2 separate regions of the Homo sapiens genome follow, and region 2 is linked to region 1. A link is a contact called in ENCODE Hi-C or POLR2A ChIA-PET data. All regions are on one chromosome and are shown on one strand. The core of a region is the stretch at or near the end of the contact, and the rest is flanking DNA. Distances in the headings are between cores, read along the strand shown.

Region 1 (6,691 bases), core at 3,014-5,513:
TTTTTATTTTAAAGAAGTTACTTTTCATAACAATATGTTATTTATATTGACATGAAATAGATGTGTTGTTATTTCAAATAAATGAATAAAATTTTTAAAATTCTCAGTTGTAATTTCTAAACTGTTAACTATGGTATTTGTTGATAGATATAACTCCCTTCAACGAAAGTTCTTTGTGGCCTTCATTAATTGTTAAGAGTGTAAGGGAAGACCAGGTGTGGTGGCTCACACCTATAATCCCAGCACTTTGGGAGCCCAAGGCAGGCGGATCACCTGAGGTCAGGAGTTCAAGACCAACCTGGGCAACATGGCGAAACCCCATCTCTACTAAAAATACAAAAAATTAGCTAGATGTGGTGGAGGGCATTTGTAATCCCAGCTACTCCGGAGGTTGAGGCAGGAGAATGGATTGAACCCGGGAGGCAGAGGTTGCAGTGAGCTGAGATAGCATTCCAGCCTGGGCAACAAGAGTGAACTCGGTCTCAAAAAAAAAAAAAGAATGTAAAGGAATCCTGACATCAAAAGGTTTGATGAGTGCTGCCATAGAAATCAAACTCTCCCACAAATTCACAGGGAGATCTGCAGGAAACTCACCAGGACATTGTTTGAAATAATGGAAAAATGAGAGTAGAACTGTCCTGCAGTAGAAGAAAGGATTGATAAGCTGTAATTTAGTCATATAATGTCATAATAATTCACAACTGAAATAAATAAATCTATATGCATAAATATAAATAAATTTTTAAAAATCACAAGATTTAAAAAGTAAATTGCAAGAGACTATAATTTGATGCTATTTATATTAATATTAATTAATAAATTCATTTAATTGCATGACTGAAATTATTTATGGATATATGCACATATAATAAATATATTAAAACATGCCTGGAAATGATTGTTAACACCTTCAAGATAGTGATTTCTTTTTTTTTTTTTTTTTGAGACAGAGTCTCACTCTGTCATGCAGGCCGGAGTGCAGTGGTGTGATCTCGGCTCACTGTAACGTCTGCCTCCTGGGTTCAAGCGATTCTCCTGCCTCAGTCTCCCGAGTAGCTGAGATTACAGGCACCCACCACCACACCCAGCAAATTTTTCTATTTTTAATGGACACGAGGTTTCACCATGTTGGCCAGGCTGGTCACAACTCCTGACCTCAAGTGATCTGCCCGCCTCAGCCTCCCAAATTGCTGGGATTATAGGCGTGAGCCACCGCGCCTGGCAGATAGTGATTTCTTTCAGGACAAGTAGGCAAGAAAAATGTAAGAGAATATGGCTTAGACTATTTAAGTAGATTTACAACATTTCTTTTCTTTTCTTTTTTTTTTTTTTTTTTTTGAGACAGGGTCTAGCTCTGTTGCCCAGGCTGGAGTGCAGTGGTGCCATCATGGCTCACTGCAGTTGAACCTTCTCGGGCTCAAGCAATCCTCCCAGCTCAGTCTCTGAGTACCTGGGACTACAGGTACGTGGCACCACGCCCAGCTAATTTTTAATTTTTCATAGGGACGGGGTTTCACCATGTTGCCCGGACTGGTCTCAAACTTCTGGGCTCAAGCAATCCTCTTGTCTCAGCCTCCCAAAGTGCTGGAATTACAGGCATGAGCCACTGCACCCGGCCCCACAACATTTCTTAAAAACTAAACACCTAAAGTAAGTTAACGTAGGTACATAGGAATTTGTTTATATTGTTTTCTATAACCTTCCATATATTTCAATTATTTTGTAATTGAAAACAAAACATCTTCAGTGCTTGCTTATAAATTGCTTATTTTGAAACAGAGGATATACTGTTTTTGTTTTTGTTCAGTAAGTATCAGTTTCTCTCCACTCCCAATAAAGAAATATTGAATGTGTGCTTGAAGAATACCAGTGTAACCTGTTAATTCTTACTCTGCCTGGGATGCCCCGACATTTTCCTCTGGCCTTGTGATTAGGAAGTAGAATGTAGAGGAAGAATTTCAGTTTCTCTGTATTGTTTTAGTTTTTTTAGTACAATAAGTTTTATTCAGGAAAAAAAATTAACTAAGTGTCCATTGTGAAAATAGCAAAAAGTTATGTTCTTTTGCTTTCACATTTAGATAATGTTGGGACCACACTCTTCATCCCGCCATGTAAGCTGTTTTTTTCATATAACCTTTATTTTTCAATGTCATTAGTTAATCTTTGATACTGCTATTTTCATGGCTGCCTAAATCCCATTTTACAAGGTGCCATAAGTGCTAACAAATCTTTCTTTTATTTTTAGTCGCTTTGGCTGCTTCTAGTTTGGTCGTTTTGTTGTTATAAACAAAACTGTGATGAACGTCTTTGTACATCGTCTTCATCTTCACTTTTTACTATTTCCTGAAATCTTATTGTTACTCCCCTTGGGCAAAGAATTCAGCCTTCCTGAGCCCCAGGCAGGACCAAAGTGTTTCTTAGCAAGGGGTGATATATATTCCCCCAGGACACTTGGCAATGTCTGGAGACATTTTGGGTTGTCACACTGGAGGATGGAGGGGCAGGTGTTACTACTGGCATGCAGTGGATAGAGTCCAGAGATGCTGCTAAACATCCTACCATACACAGGACCTCCCAGAACAAAGAATTATCTGACCCAGAATGGCAACAGTACTGAGGTTGACAAATCCTGCAATAGAATCATCACTAAAGTTCCTTCCTGCCCTGGAAATTACCGGGGACTTCTGGAAGTACTCATTGTCTGAAAGGGGATGGAGGATGTGTCCTCACCAAGGATTAAGAGCTCTTGAGGTACATGGGCCTGGGGCATTTCCCAAACCGCTCTGACTCCTGCAGTCACCTCGGGCCTTTGTTAAACAAAAACTCTCCCTGGAGTGTCTGGGTTGTGGTGGCTCACATGCCTGTAATCCTAGCACTTTGGGAGGCCCAGGAGGGTGGATTGCCTGAGCTCGGGAGTTGGAGACCAGTCTGGGCAACATGGTGAAACCCTGTCTCTATTAAAAATATAAAAATTAGCCAGGAGTGGTGGCACCTGCCTGTAATCCCAGCTACTGGGGAGGCTGAGGCATGAGAATCACTTGAACCTGGGAGGTGGAGGTTGCGGTGAGCCAAGATCGAGCCACTGCACTCCAGCCTGGGCAACAGAGTAAGACTCTGTCTCAAATAAATAAATAAATAAATATAAAATAAAAAATAAAAATTCAGGATGGTATCCCAGGATTCTGTGCCTTTACCAAGTGCCCCAGGTGAATCTAAGGCAGGCCCTGGTTAGCGCTATGGCTCCCACTTGCCTGATCTTCAAAATCTCTTGGGAGCGGGGGTATTTCTAAAGCAAGGTTTGGAGTGACGTAAAAGAATCTGCATTGTTTTATTTTGGTTTGTTGGTTTGTTTTAAGCTCCAAAGGTGATTCTGATGAATCCAGCTTAGAAGCTTACATCAGCTTTGGAGGAGATCTGTGGGAGTTACCTGGGCGCCCCATTCACTCATTCATTCCTTCATTTATTTACAAGGTGATAGGATTAAAGAGATGACTTAGACATAGTGTCTGCTGTCAAGGACTCAAGATCTAATGGAGACATGGACCCATTAGCAGCTCGTTTACAATTCAACTGCCTGTGACAAAAGCAGGAACAAAATTTTTTGAGAGCACAGAGGAGGGAGGGGCCCACTGTTTCTGAGGGCTTCATGGAGGAGGCTGATCTTTGCAGTGGGTCTTAAAGGAACAAAAGGGAGATTTGAGGAGGAATCCTGTATTCTTGAGGGCAGAAACAGTGGAAAGAGGCCACAGGGCCACAAAAGCAGGGGAGAGAACTTGGCCCCTCTCGCACAGTTGGCATTTTCAAGAGAATCTGAAACTGGACAATGCAAATGGTAGGAAGTCTCACTTGTGCAAAAGTTTTGAAAGGAGGCAGATCCTACTTTATATCTATTCCTGGGGGAAAACTTGTCATGAATTCTGTGAGTTTGAAATTAGAAGCAGTTTGCAAGAATGCGGCACTCACATAAAAACGGGCCTGCCCAGAACTGAGCACCTACTGCATGCCAGGACCTGTGCTCTGGGATCCGAGGAGGCATAAGGCCCAGCCCCACCCTGGTGAGCTCACAGCCAGGTGGACATACATCCCCTGTCCTCCTCCTTTCCCACTCCTGCCTCTGATCTGAGTCAGGCTGGGAAAAGGGCAGCAGGAGGAAACCACCAGGAGTCTACCAAAGAGAGGCAGGAATGGGGTAGGCTGGACTGGGGCTAGATGGAGAGTGTGGTTTACCCAGGGACTTACAGTATCTTACAGCATCTGAAAGAGGGGTGGAGCTCCCTAGGGCAGAGGAGCTACAGTAGCCTGCTGCTGGAAGGCACAATTGTTCATTTCCTGTCCAAGGCTTGGCAATACCATTGCTCTTGTCCTCTGAGCACCACCTTTTTGTTGCTTAATTCAGTCAGTAGATAACTTTTTGAGCAGCTACTACACAGAGCCCTGTTCTATGCACAAGGGCCATATCAGTGAACAAAAGAGGTCCAAATCCCTGCCCTCAAGAACTTATATTTGTGTAGGAGGAGTTAGACCATAAAGAAAATAAATAGGTATAAAAGAATTAATTGGGCCAGGCGTGGTGACTCATGTCTGTAATCCCAGCACTTTGGGAGGCTGAGGTGGGCGGATCACCTGAGGTCAGGAGTTTGAGACCAGCCTGGCCAACATGATAAAACTCCATCTCTACTAAAAATACAACAATTAGCTGCGTGTGGTGGTGGGCGCCTGTAATCCCAGCTACTTGGGAGGCTTAGGCAGGAGAATCGCTTGAACCCAGGAGGCGGAGGTTGCAGTGAGCCAAGATCACACCACTGCACTCCAGCCTGGTTGACAGAGCAAGACTCCATCTCAAAAAAAAAAAAAAAAGAAAAAAGGAAAAAAAGAATCAATTGGGAGGCCATTAGGCTGAGATAGCTCCAAAGTGCCTTGGGTTCCTAAGTAAACAACTGAAACCCAACTCAAAGGGCCATAGCCCAAGAAAACACAAGTGAATAGACTAGGTACAGTGGCTCATGCCAGTAATCCTAGCACTCTGGGAGGCTGAGGCAGGAGGATCTTCTGAGGCCAGTTCAGGACCAGCCTGGACAACATAGTGAGACCCAGTCTCTACAAAAAAATAAAAATAAAAAATTTAAACATTAATAAAAAGAAAACACAAGCTTAACCAATCAGAAACTGCCAACAAACCTCTAACTAGAGAGTTTCACAATCAGAAACCAACTAATCTCTGAGATTTTCCACTTTAGTCATTCAAATCTTTTCTGTCCTGCTTCTGCAAATACTTTATAAAAGTTTTCACCTGGCTGGGCGCGATGGCTCACGCCTGTAATCCCAGCACTTTGGGAGGCTGAGGCGGGCAGATTATGAGGTCAGGAGTTCAACACCAGCCTGACCAACAAGGTGAAACCCCTTCTCTACTAAAAATACAAAATTAGCTGGGTGTGATGGCGGGCACCTGTAATCCCAGCTACTCAGGAGGCTGAGACAGGAGAATTGCTTGAACCTGGGAGGCAGAGGGTGCAGTGAGCCGAGATCACGCCACTGTACTCCAGCCTGGGTAACAGAGTGAGTCTCTGTCTCAAAAAAAAAAAAAAAAAAAAAAAACACAAAAGTTTTCACCTTGCACCCCCTCAGTGGAGCCCTGAACCACTTGGGGTCTAACGCAGACTGACTCATGAATCGCTGTTTGCTTCAATAAACTCTTTAAAATTGTAATGTGCCTGTTTGTCTTTTAGTACAGGCAGTTTCTACAGTGTAGTAGAAGGAGAAAAAGAAAGCCCAGGTGGGACAGGGGATGCTGGCTGGGGTGTGTGTGTGTGTGTGTGTGTGTGTGTGTGTGTGTGTGTGTATATACTTAGCTGCACAAATTAGGGAAAGCCTCACTCAGAAGATGACACTTGAGGATTTCTTTAAATCTCATGCAACTGTCTCCAGTCATATTTACACGTGTATGTTTGCATGAAGAGTTTTTTTGTTTTTGTTTTTGTTTTTGAGACAGAGTCTCACTTTGTCACCCCAGGTGGAGTGCAGTGGCACGATCTCAGCTTACTACAACCTCTGCCTCCTGGGTTCAAGCGATTCTCCTGCCGAGGCCTCCCAAGCAGCTGGCACTATAGGCATGTGCCAGAATGCCCGGCTAATTTTTGTATTTTTAGTAGAGACGGGGTTTCACCACGTTGACCAGGCTGGTTTCAAACTCCTGACCTCAGGTGATCCATCCGCCTCGGCCTCCCAAAGTGCTGGGATTACAGGTGTGAGTCACCATGCCTGGCCTGAAAGAGTATTTTCTCAGCAAGATTAGAAACTCCTCTAGAGGCAGAAACCATCTTGCCTGCCTCTTCCATTGTGTAGCAGAGTTGGGCTCCTCGTGAATATTTAAAAACATTTTCTGGATGAATGAATGAAAAAGAAATGAATGAATAAATAAAAATGGAATGAATGAAGAAAAAAAAAGTCTTGCCATCTTGAAATTGGGTGTCTCATCCCGCTGTTCCAGAATCTTTGCATTCGCTGCCCTGGCCCAGCCAGAGACCCTCCCTTTTACAGTGGGAAAAAACAAATGCATCTTGGGAAGAGGAAAACCCAGGGTGGGATGGGGCAGGAAGGGTTGGGCAGGGAGGGGAGGGGTGAGGTGGAGGACGTAGAGAGGAGAAGGAAGAGCAAGAAGAACCAGAAGGGGAGAAAACAAAAGATCAATAAG
Region 2 (6,691 bases), core at 2,126-4,625, 34 kb before region 1:
AAGATGATAAATATGTGTTGTTTTAAGCCTCTAAACTTTATTATAGCAGCACAAGGAAATGAATACAGCCACTGTTTGTTCAGATTTTTTTCATGCACTTACAGCCAAAAGCATACCTAACATTCACTTGGTAATGTCACTTTATCTCTCTGAACTTTCAGTTCATCTCTGATGAATGGTAGGGGGTGAGGGGAGAGACTGAAGTTCTCTAGGCCTGTTTCTACCCTGCCTATGTCGGATCTAAATCTACCTGACTCAAGGGTGGTCTATTACTCCCTTACCAAGGTCCTCCTCTGCAGAACTGTATAAGTGGCACTCCAGGATGTTGGCCCTTCTTGCTAGCCATGGCCTTTGAGGCTCCCCAGACACATGCTAAGCACTTTAAGGAAAGGGGCCATGTCTTCTCTTTGTATCTTCTCACAGCAACCACTGCATGAATCAACTTTCTAGCATTCTCCTGTCACTAGCTGTGTGGCCTGGGACACATTACTTAACCTCTCTGGGCTGCAGGCTATTTGTCTCTAATAAGCAGATAATAGAAGTACCTGCCTCATAGGCTTATTATATAAGGAATAATTGAGATAATGAACGTGAAACATTTAGCACAGTACCTGACAACACACACTAAATAAATATTACTTTTAATGGTGATATTATTCACCACAATAAATATATTGAAAAGGCATTATTCTTGCCATTTTGCTATTAAGAAAACATATATTCAAAGAGGTCAGTTAATTTGCATGAGATTATGGAGCTCAAGAGGGCAAAGTTAGACTTGGAACCTAAATCTACCTGGTAAAATTAAAGGTAATAACACATGTAAAGTGCCTAGAACAGTGCCTGGCACATACCAGGCTCTCAGTAATGATAACTGTTATCGTATTTCTACTCCCTTAATTTATCTCTATTTATTCAATCGACACTTATTGCATGCCAACTACATATGTGTCAAATCCTGAACTAAGCAGGACGACTGCAAAGATAAAAGACAGAGACCCTGAGCTCAAGGCTATAACTACTGAGCTTGATATTCCTATAAATTACTGGCAAGAGTGCAGGACACCCACAAGGACAAGGATGGGGACAGCGGGGACCCCGTACTCTCTTCCCTCTCGTTACCCATCAGGGCTACTTTTCATTCCTTGCAATGGATTTTTCCCTTCCCATCTCCAGGCCTTGCTCACTTCCACTTCCTCACTGACCCCAGGAAGGCACCCACTCCTTCTCCCCTTGTCCGTTTCTGCTTTGGAAATCCCATCCACCCTTCAAAGCCCAACTTGAATCCCTGCCCAACCATAGCGGCTTCCTGGATGATCCTACCCAATTTTCCTTTGAACAACTCAGGGTGCACTATCCAGGGTGATCATCTAAGTATGTGATAATCAGCTGTCATGGGCGCTGGCTGGTCAGAATGAGCCCAGCTGCAAAGACCCATAAGGCTCCACCAGGCTCACCAGCTGCATGGCCACCCTTTGAGGCCACTCAGCTGACACTAGATGTTTGTGGCCTTGAACGAGAGGCATTTTTAAATTTTTTCATCTTTTTGTTCTTTATAACTAGATTGTAAGCTTCTTTGAGTTCCTCATAGCATCCGCCTTTATCATATGTATCTGTCAGGAATACTTGTAGATGCAAATAACAGAAAAATTATCAATGTTTTAGAAAAATAGAATGCTATTTTTCCCCAAAACAAGAATGCTGGGAGTAGATGACTTCTAGGGATTGTTCTGTGGCCCAGTGGCATCAGGACCAGCATTTCTGTGTGTCTCTTGGCCTTTCCCTCATGTTCAAAAACAGCTGCCAAAACTCCAAATAGAAGGAAAGAAACCGCGTTACCCATAGTGTCTGTCCCTTTAATTTGACTTCCCTCTTATCGTATTGCCTGCTTCAGCGTCACGGGACCAGCCCAGCCTCCACGGAGGTTGGTGTAATAGAACAAATGTTTATGTCCCCTCCAAACTCATATGTTGAAATTTTCACCCCTAAAGTGATGACATTAGGAGGCGGGGCCTTTTGGAGGTGACTGGGTCATGGGGGAGGAGCCCTCATGAGTGGGATTAGTGCCTTTGTAGGAGACCCCGGAGAGATCCCTCTCCCCTCCCACTGTGTGAGGATGCCATGGCCGTCTAGCGAGCGGACCCTCACCAGACACTGAATCCACTGGTGCCTTGATCTTGGACTTCCAGCCTTCGGACTGTGAGAAATAAACTCCTGTTGTTTATAAGCCCTGTTGTTTATAAGCCACTCAGTTTATAGTATTGTTTTAGCAGCCTGAATAAAACAAGAAAGTTGGAAATAGAAGTGTTTCCCTTTTCCAGTCTCTGAGGTGGTGGCAGGCTAGGAATGATGGGGCTGGGAGTGGGCATTATGTCAGGTGGCCAGCCAGCAGCGTCTGCCACACCACACCTGAATGAATGAATGAAGGAAGAAAGGAAGGCAGCAACCAATGAATGAATCAATGAATGAGTCCATCAATCAGCCTAAGAGAGGGTTCCACTTGGACAAGTCTAGGGTAGGAAGGAACCCAGGGATGTGGTCTTCAGAGCTCTATGTGGCCACTGGGTCCGGCCTGCACAGAGTTTCTCCCAAATCTCCCCCCAGCCCTCCTTCTTTCCCTTCTCCCAGCCCCTTTGTGGGCTTCCCTTAAGAGTGGAACCCCAATACAGCTGTTTACGGCCCTGAAGAGACAAGCAGGGCTCTGTCCCTCCTCTAGTTCCTGCCCCCATCCTGTCCATACAAGATTGATAATGAAACCAATACCTTTTACCAGCGTAATTTTCATATTTAATGAGCGTGACTCAAAAACTATTACATTAATTAGTCAAATCCCACAAACCGTTAATGGTGCACGCAGTAATTAATATTGTATTCAATTAAAAAATGACCTGTTTCGGGGGCTTCTCCCAGGTTGGGAGCATGGGGGCTGGGGTGTTTGCAGGCGTGCAGGGGCCTGTTTGCAGGCAGAAGCCCTCTGGTCCTGCTGCCCTTTCATTTCCCTTTCCTCTTCCCAGTGATACCTGGAGTGAGAATGCACCAGGAGAACGTGGGTGCTTCCCACCCGCCACCCTGGCCAGCCACTGGCTTCCCCTCTGTTTTGCCGCACTCCCCTCCACCTCTTCCCCCTCTGCTGAGCCGACAGCCTACTTGCTGTGATTTATGGGAGGGCCTGGCACAGGGCTCACGAACTGGAAAATTTCCAGTTTACACAAGAATTCCCTGAAAAATGAGCTTGCTTAATTTATTTCTTTCATTAACGAGTTCGAACTGTGAGATCATCTTTCTGAGGGCCCCTCCGGTGCCACCCGGCATTGTTCATACATCCTGACAAGCTGCTCCCTGGCCTCCCCTCCTGCCTGCTGGGCCAGTGGCCAGGGCCCCAGGGAGGGATGAGGGGCTGACCTCAGTTGGTGTCTGCCTGGTGGCCCAACCACTGGGACTGGGGCCTTTGGCCAATCAGGGATCCACTTTCCTTCCACCCTGTTAATAACTGGGATTGAAGCTCAAAGCTAAACCAACAGGAGCCAGAGGCTTGATGTTGGCTGGATGCACTTACAGAGGGCACGGCACTTTGCTAGGCCTGGGTGGCAGCAGCCAGGAGGAGTTTAAGTCAAAGTGCTCATCAACCGGGGACGTAAGATCCAAGGATGGAGACAGCACCGATAATCAGGACACAACTGGAGGACAAGGCCTAGGCCCTGCCCTCATGTGTGGCCTGGAACGAGAGTGTCCAGGGGCCCTCAACCCGCAGCTCTCCCACATCCCTCCCAACAGGACACCTAGCTCTCACCCTACACTTTGGCTCCCTCTCCCAAACAGCTGCCTCTGGGCCACCCATCAGGCCTGGGATGAGCTTGACCCACCTCCCAAGGGAAGGGCCAGGAAGGAGGCCCACATAAATTCTGGAAGCCACTTAGGGCCAAGTATACAGGGAATTCTGAGGATGTGGAATAGGGTCTACAGAAGAACACAGGCTTGGTTCCGGGAATCCTTGTGCCACAGGGAGGAGCTCTGCTATAGAAGAGGGACAGTGGAGATCCAGGGCAGAGGCTCCCTTGCCTGGGTTAAGGGCAGACCTTATGAGATTACGGTGGAAACAATTTGAAACAGCTGAAAGCCAATGGGGCAGCATGTCGTGTGGTTGGAGTACCTGGGCTTTGGAGCAGGACCACCTGGTTGGAATCCTGACTCTGCCATGTTCTTGCTGTGGAACTTTGGGCAAATTACCTACCCTCTCTATTCTCAGGGTCTTGATTTTAGGAGGAGGATAAAAAAAATTGATTCTTCATAGGGCTATTGAGAAGTTAAATATGTAGTGCACAGAGCCCTCTATCTGACACAGAGTAGGAATTAAATTAGTGTAAGTGATGACTACTGTATCAATGGCAGCATTATTAGATGATGTAATGACAGTGCTTTGCAAACATCCAGCCTTGTGATTGATGTTACAGACTCGGGGCACTTGGCTCTACCATTTGCTTGCTGTGGGATCTTGGGCAAAGCACATAACCTGCCTGAACCTCAATTTCCTCAACTGCAAAATAGAGATTATTATAACCACCTCATAGGATGTTGTGCAAATAGAGTGGAATAATGCATGTTAAGGGTCTAGCACATGGTAAGTCTTTAGACCAAGTCAGTTATTATTATCTATTAACAACTATTACCCCATCTAAATGTTTGGGATTCATCATGATTATCACCCTCCAAACAGATATTTTAGTGCTTCCTTTTCCACTCTAAAATAAAATCCATAATAATATAACCTGAGTAAATGCATAATTTAAAAATAATACTACAGATTCTAAATACAATATGAAGAAAAATAAAATAAGAGTAATTTACTTAAAAAACAATATGACTTTAAGTGTAACACTAAAAAAGTAATTTCTAACAAAACAATTTGTATTTTAACCTATAAATGATCAGGTATGATGGCACTAGAAGGCATAAAGGAGGAGTCTGTTGGTGAAATCTGAGTGAGGTCTATAGTCTAGTTAATTGCACTGCACCAATCAATTTCCTGATTTTGATAATGAGCTATAGGTATATAAGATACTTCCACTGGGGGAAGCTGGGTTATGAGTACATGGTACCTCCCTGTACTACTTTTGCAGCTTCTTGTGAGTCTATAATTATTTCATAATTTATAAGTGGATTTCTTAGCTACAAATGCAGACTAATATATACTGCCAAATGAGCAGCCAAATACGATGAATAGTGTTTCCATTGTGATTTCATTTTCTGAAATAGTGAACAATTCTTGGCAAGGTCATGAACAAAACAAAGTTCAGTTTTACCTTGATTTACAAGAGTTGAATTGCTGGAAAATTTGGTGATATTAAAACTCTACAAAAAACTGCTTTGTATTTTTATGTAAAAAAAGTGTTAAGCCAGACTCAGATCCCTCAGGTCAAGTTTGTCATACATATTAATGTCCAGTGAACATCCAAAATTCACATGAGCATTGGTGGTATAGTGGTGAGCATAGCTGCCTTCCAAAATTCACAAGAGACATGAAAGAACCTTTGTCATGTAGGATTATCCTGTGTGTTTGCCATCCTCCCTGGACACGCCCACTAAATGCTGTGGGGAAACACAATCACTGAAATTGCCCACCTCCCTGTCCCCCTTCTCAGAGGGAAGAAACTTCCACTGAGAGCCATTAATATATAGAGGGTTCTAGTCATCCTTCTCATTCCTAACATGGTGGGCACATTTAACACTCACTGTCTTGAATTTGGGCCCATAGTGGTAGGCTTCCCTTGTCCCTACCACTCTAGGAAATAGCTCTCATCCCTTCTTTCTGCAGAGCCTTCCTCAACTCTGTATTCCTTTAGCCTTGACCATGTCAGCATCACCCTTATAAATGAGCCTTTTGAAGCCAGGTGCCTGTAGCTGAACGCCTGGAGGCAGCCACCATCTTCCCAAGAGAGGACTGACTCATTCTCTCTGCCAGGTGCCAAGAGAGAGATGAGGCCTATCCACATTTCCAAGGGCCTTCCCTGTGAAGCCCAGTCCTGCACCTGCACCACACTGCTGCTCTTCAGCCAGCTCTCTAGAATTTGAAACCTGGGTAGGAGTTCCCACCATCCTACCCCCAACTAGTACATCTTCAAAGAATAAACTGCCCAATCAGCCTTCACATCTTCTTACTAATAAAAGGAAAACATGGAGCTAAAAAAATAATGACCCTTGGCAAACTGATATCAAACATAACCAAAAATGCTTAGTAGCTGTGTGAACTTGAACAAATCACGTAATCTCTCTGAGCCTTAATGTCCTCAAACTGTATAAGGGTCATGTAGAATAGTTTATATGAAAGAGCTCCGTAAAATGTAAAGATTATATTAATATGATTAATTGCTATCACTGTTATTGTTATTTGAGCCAGTTCAAATATTCATTTAAATATGCCAATGGATAAAAGAGCAGTGGGCGGGAACCCCAAGTTATAGGAACATAGAATGCATGCACTCTTCAAAACCATCATCTAGATCAGAGGTTGGCAAACCACAGCCTGTGGGAAAATCTGGCCCACAGTCTGTTTTTGTAAATAAAGTTTTATTGGAACACAGCCATACTCATTTGGCTACATATTGCCTAGGGGTGCTGCAACAGGAGAGTTCAGTAGTGTAACAGAGAGCATATGGCAGGCAAAGCCTAAAATATGTGTTACCTAGCCCTTTAC

The links. Hi-C counts contacts between places; a loop is a spot of excess contacts on that map. ChIA-PET counts read pairs that join two places held with the same protein, here RNA polymerase II (POLR2A).
Region 2: a loop to region 1 is called in a map of ascending aorta, with 6 times the contacts of the local background. The contact joins two enhancer-like sites. A Hi-C loop is called at or near these places in 2 of 168 maps with a recorded cell type or tissue (ascending aorta and endothelial cell of hepatic sinusoid). POLR2A ChIA-PET finds 5 or more read pairs at or near these places in 4 of 52 experiments (A673, H1, WTC11 and 1 more).

Annotation. Positions count from the first base shown.
Region 1 is chr14:76,548,208-76,554,898 of GRCh38, reverse strand. No RefSeq gene overlaps it. Among named protein-coding and RNA genes, the nearest start is that of ESRRB, 180 kb to the right of the region's middle. RefSeq lists enhancers at 2,519-3,030, 3,031-3,543, 3,544-4,056. Within about 2 kb of position 4,263, at least 2 of the 41 ENCODE cell types and tissues checked have a DNase peak (open chromatin) inside an H3K27ac peak, as active enhancers do.
Region 2 is chr14:76,581,040-76,587,730 of GRCh38, reverse strand. No RefSeq gene overlaps it. Among named protein-coding and RNA genes, the nearest start is that of VASH1, 180 kb to the left of the region's middle. RefSeq lists a silencer at 3,091-3,385. Within about 2 kb of position 3,375, at least 4 of the 41 ENCODE cell types and tissues checked have a DNase peak (open chromatin) inside an H3K27ac peak, as active enhancers do.